2 separate regions of the Homo sapiens genome follow, and region 2 is linked to region 1. A link is an interaction called in ENCODE POLR2A ChIA-PET data of the cell type or tissue named here. Cell type or tissue: GM12878. All regions are shown on one strand.

What was found. ChIA-PET counts read pairs that join two places held together with the same protein. Peaks named below come from ENCODE experiments on the same cell type or tissue, not always from the same donor. Only the 100,000 strongest peaks of a DNase experiment are listed, where the experiment ranks them.
Region 2: POLR2A ChIA-PET joins it to region 1 with 8 read pairs; 7 of 35 experiments call an interaction of 5 or more read pairs at or near these places.

Annotation. Positions count from the first base shown.
Region 1 is chr7:150,434,680-150,437,179 of GRCh38, forward strand. All of the region lies in intron 1 of LINC00996 (long intergenic non-protein coding RNA 996), which reads left to right. Among named protein-coding and RNA genes, the nearest start is that of LINC00996, 2.3 kb to the left of the region's middle. RefSeq lists enhancers at 867-1,086, 1,307-1,406. In GM12878, no CTCF peak of the experiment used is centred here; a DNase peak (open chromatin) is centred at 1,212; H3K4me3 peaks cover 2,247 bases; H3K27ac peaks cover 2,340 bases.
Region 2 is chr7:150,667,706-150,670,205 of GRCh38, forward strand. The region is part of intron 2 of LOC124901774 (a long non-coding RNA gene); the gene reads right to left. Among named protein-coding and RNA genes, the nearest start is that of GIMAP2, 17 kb to the right of the region's middle. In GM12878, no CTCF peak of the experiment used is centred here; a DNase peak (open chromatin) is centred at 956; H3K27ac peaks cover 2,500 bases.

The sequences.
Region 1 (2,500 bases):
GAGGCAGAGGTTGCAATGAGTCAAGATCGTACCATTGCACTCTAGCCTCGGCAATAAGAGCGAAACTTGGTCTCAAAAAAATAAAGGCAAAAGGAGGAGTGCACAGGAGTTGTTGAGTTGTTTTTGAACAAAGAGAACATTGGTTACTTGGGCACAGGAGTTGAGGTCAGATTCTTAGTGGAGATGGCATGTGAGGTGAGAGTGCTCCAACATGTGGCCGGCCGTCCAGTGACTCCTGTGGCAGGCTGCAGTTGGGAAGGCCCTTGGAAATAGTCCTTATTACAGGCATATGTGTGTCACAGCCTTCAGAGAGTCTTTGTAATAGTCCTTTTTTTTCCTTTTCTTTTTAGAAATGGGGTCTTGCCTTGTTGCCCAGGCTGGAGTGCAGCAACGTGATCATAGTTTACTGTAGCCTGGGCTCAACTCCTGGGCTCCAGTGATCCTCCCGCCTCAGCCTCACAAGTAGCTGGGACCATAGGTGTGAGCCACTGTGTTTGGCTGTAATCGTTGTTATTGTAGGCGCATGTGCATGAGGACCCTCCCTTCTTAGGCTCCTGACTCTACTTTGCTTGGGTTTGAAACAAGTGACTCCATCTTGAAATGGACAACTGGCACAGAATAGAGCATTTCAAGGGCAGATTAGATGGCAACTTAAAAAAAAGGTAAAGAAAAATTAAAGAAAAAATTAAAGGTAAGGAAAAATTTACACTTTCTAGGAACTTCACGAAGGAAGGGAAACATGAGACAAAGAAAGAGAAGTGGTTATCAGAAACTAAACTGCACGAGGCTTGTGAGGTTTCTCATGTTCCTCCTGGAACTTCCTCCTAGACTGTATTCTGCCATCTGCTCTGGGGTCACGAGGGAAAGGGCCCCTCTCCTTTCATGGCCTAGAAAGCGTGGCTCTGAGCCATTCTTTGGGCTGAGGTGGGTGTCTGGGGTGCTGGTGGGGACAGCCAGGCCCTGCCTTCCTGGGTACCTCTTGCTGCTTGTCAACAGACCCTGCCCTCCATACTGTGAGGGATTGAAGGATTAACTCCAATTCTTTCCTGTCCTCCATTCATACCCATGCCATTGCTCATCTTGGGCGGACTGTATTTCCCTGCCCATTGAGTTTCGGTTTGGTCTTGTGACTTGCTTTGGCCACTAGAATGGGGCAAAGTGAGAGGGTTCCCGTTCTCAGCCTGCCCCTTGTAAGACCCTGCAGGCTTCTGCTGGCCTCCTGGGTTTCTGCCCTTGCCTGGGGGCTTTCCCTGGGTGGTTTCGGTTCCTTCTACTTGGTACCTGAAATGAAGACATGTGGGACAAAGCCACTCCAGCTGACCTAGAGATCAACAAGATGAAGCCAGTAGACCCACAGATGACTGAGAAATGTGTTTATTGCTGTATCTGTGCCATGTCGATTTTTGTGGTTGTTTGCTGTATGTCACTATTTTGGCAATAGCTATATATTCCCTTTTCCTTCTTCTCTGTGCTCTGGTCTGAATTAATGCCTCTTTGTTTCATCTCATTTCCCATTGCTTTTCACTTTATTATAAAAGCACTGCAATTTATACATTGAAGCAGAAAAGAAGGGTGGAATCCCCATAATTCCATACCCTTCTGTGAATACACTGGTGTCCAGACTGTTGGAATATATTCATTTATTCTCTCTTCATATGTACATTTAAAAGATGAATCAATTCTTTTTTTTTTAAAAGCAAATTGTTTCATTTAACAATACATGGTAAATATACTTGGTGTTAGTGCTGTCTTCAGGGTTCCGTGGAGCGTTTTACAGTCTTCTTTTTAGCACCCTCCTAAAGATGTTGAAGGAGGTGGGTGATGGGGTTGCCTGACTCCTTCACCAGGAGCATCCTCACATCCATCTCTTTCACACATTGGGGTTTCACATGCGCGTTTATTTGCAAAACAGGGCTCTGCTACAAAAATCACCAGTTGAAAATCACCAATCTAAAAACTGCTTTTTATGTGTTTTAATGATATACCATGCAACATTATTATAACCAATCCCTTATTTGAAAATTTAGGTTGTTTTGGGTTTTATAATTAAAATCACATGCTTATGGCATATATTTGTGTATACTCTTAATTATTTCCTTACAATAAATTATTAGAAGTGGACATATAATTTCTATAAGTGTAGGTATAAAATCCTGGCAGTAGAATTTCTAAAAGTGGAAAGCATATGTTCATGTAAAGGCTGCTAAATTGCCAAAATACCCTCCCAAAACCTTATCAGTTACTCTTCCACTGGCAGTGATGCCAGGTAGAACCTCTGACTGTTTGGCAAATGAATGTTTGTATCTTGTGGCTTTAAATTACTGTTCTTTACTAATTAAATGAGGCTATTTCTTCATATAGTTATTACCATTTGCATATCTTGTCTTGTGAATTTTTTGTTTATGTGCTTTGAGCATTTTTTTTGACTAGGATGTCATCTTTTTCTCATTGATTTATAATACCACTTATATATGCTATGTTAGAAAGAATGCTGGATTAT
Region 2 (2,500 bases), 230 kb after region 1:
AACCCCAGTGAGAATATGGAGGACGTATTTTGGGTATATGTGATCACTGATGGACTGAGTAGTTAAAAATGTATGTGGGAGAACTTCAGGGCAGGATGAAGAAGGAAAGTTAGAGAAAGGCAAATAGAGCAGTCTCTGCTATTTTAATGGATGATATTCAAGCCTGGGATCTGTAGCAAGTTAAACCTATAGAGGTCATCTTTTTACAAGATGTGGCCAAGATAACAGGCAACAGACCACGTCAAAGAAACCTTCCAGTGGACCCCCAGCATTTAAGGACTTGATTTGTTTGTTTGTTTGTTTGTTTGTTTTGAGGCAGAGTCTTGCTCTGTCACCCAGGCTGGAGTGCAATGGCGTGGTCTCAGCTCACTGCAACCTCTGCCTCCCAGATTCAAGCAATTCTCTTGCCTCAGCCTCCCAAGTAGCTGGGATTACAGGCACCCACCACCATGCCCAGCTAATTTTTTGTATTTTCAGTAGAGACGGGGTTTCACCATGTTGGCCAGGCTGGTCTCAAACTCCTGATCTCATGATCCACCCACCTCAGCATCCCAAAGTGCTAGGATTACAGGTGTGAGCCACGGTGCCCAGCCAAGGGCTTGAATTGTTAACTCTTCACTTGAGCTATTAATATTTGATTTGTATTCAGCTCCTTTGACTTCCTTCTCAGTATCTCCCTGTGAGTTATTTTCCCCTTACCTAGCCACTGTCCTGATGGAAAACCTTTACCTCTGAGAGAGGAATGACAGCTCCAGACCAATGGGGTGCATGTTTTACTGAGGGGACTTTCAGCCCTTTCAGATCACACAGGATAAGACAGTTATCTACCCTCTCTGAGAACAGAGCTTGCTGCTATAGCAGCCCTGGGTCTTGTGGTTTCCTTTCACACACTGAAGTTATTTTTCACACTTCACAAAACACCTAGAAACCAAATGCCTCTCAACACTCAGGGAGATGAAACTCAGGAAGGACAGCAAGTGAAAATGAAAAGATATTATGGGAGAGTTTTTGGAGAGGAAATGGGGTAGGGGCTGACAGGGTTATGAGCAAAGGAAACAGAATGGGCTGGTGACCCAGTGGGTTCACCTCAAAGTTTACAGCCAGGGTTCCTCTATGCTCTCTTTGACTCACTTGTTCTGTTTCCATGCACTGAGAGGGTGCAGTTCGTGGGAGGCAGAGCAAGTGGAGGAGGACCACAATTAAAGCGACCAAAATTCAGATTATGTAAAGCCTGATGAGGGAGAAGGTTTTGAATTCATAATTCACACAGCCCACAATTACACATATCTGACTGTGACATACCTAGATTCAAGCCTGGAGTGTTTTTCCATTTTCCATAATAAAACATTCAGGATCCAAACTTAATTATGAGTTTCTGTAAAAAATCATCTGCTAAAATCTCCAGCCTCATTTCTACACAATGTGACTTCCCACCTTGAGGATCTAGCCATCCTTGGCTTTCTTTGATTAACTGAGAGTTCCATGTCTTCACTTACCTTGGAATATGCTTTATCTTCTTCCTGGAAATACTTCTAATCTCTTTCCCTAACTTCTACTCACTATTCAATTTCAGCTTAAACAATGTTGATTTTTCTAAGAAGTCTTTTCCAACTACTCCTACTATTAGTTTAGCAGATCCTCTATACACTCTTAAAACATCCTAGTGTTCTCCTTAATAACATTCATTATCCTACTGTTTTTGTTAACTGTCATGTTTGCCTGAGAAAGGAGGTAGTGATAGGGAAAAGGTGGTGATGGTAAAAATAGAAGAGGGAGGTTTTATAGGATGGCACAGAAGAAAATAAAATATTTGATTGGTTACAGTTATACAGTTACCTTATTTGGTCTACCCTGTTGTAAAGTCCATAGTTTTGTTTGCTGGCTACTTCTAATTAGTTGAGCTTAAGTTCTGCTTTTATTTAATATTAAACATTTACAAGAAATAGCTCAAATTAAGACTTGCTTATCTTTGCAAATCAAGCAAGGTTGAGGTCATTTGTAAGGCCTAACTGCTTTTGTCTGCTCAGGTATTCTCCGGGTCTGGTCTCCATTTTAATTTACTTTAACAAAAAGAGACGAGACCCTCAAACCAGGTCCAGCTAGAACTAGCACAATTGAAGACAGAATTGCTCTGTCTTAGAAATGGATAAGATTACTTAGGAATATCAAGGCAAAAATCCTGAATTAGCTATTAACAAATAGAATCAAGCAACACCTTGTGTGATTAAGATTTGTCTAAGTATGCAAAGAAGTCAATATTAGGAAATACTAGGAAATATTTTTATACAATTTAATGTATTACAAAGCTATGGAGCAACATAATCTGATCACCTCCTTAGCTGTTGAAAAGTAATTTGGTAAAATTAAATGTCTAATAATTGGTTCTTTTTCCCCATAAGAAAATTTTCCATCTCAACCTCAAAGTCTGCATCTAGTTTAATGGTAAACATTGAGATATTGCCACAAAAGTTAAGAACAAGCTAAGGAAGCCTACTATCAT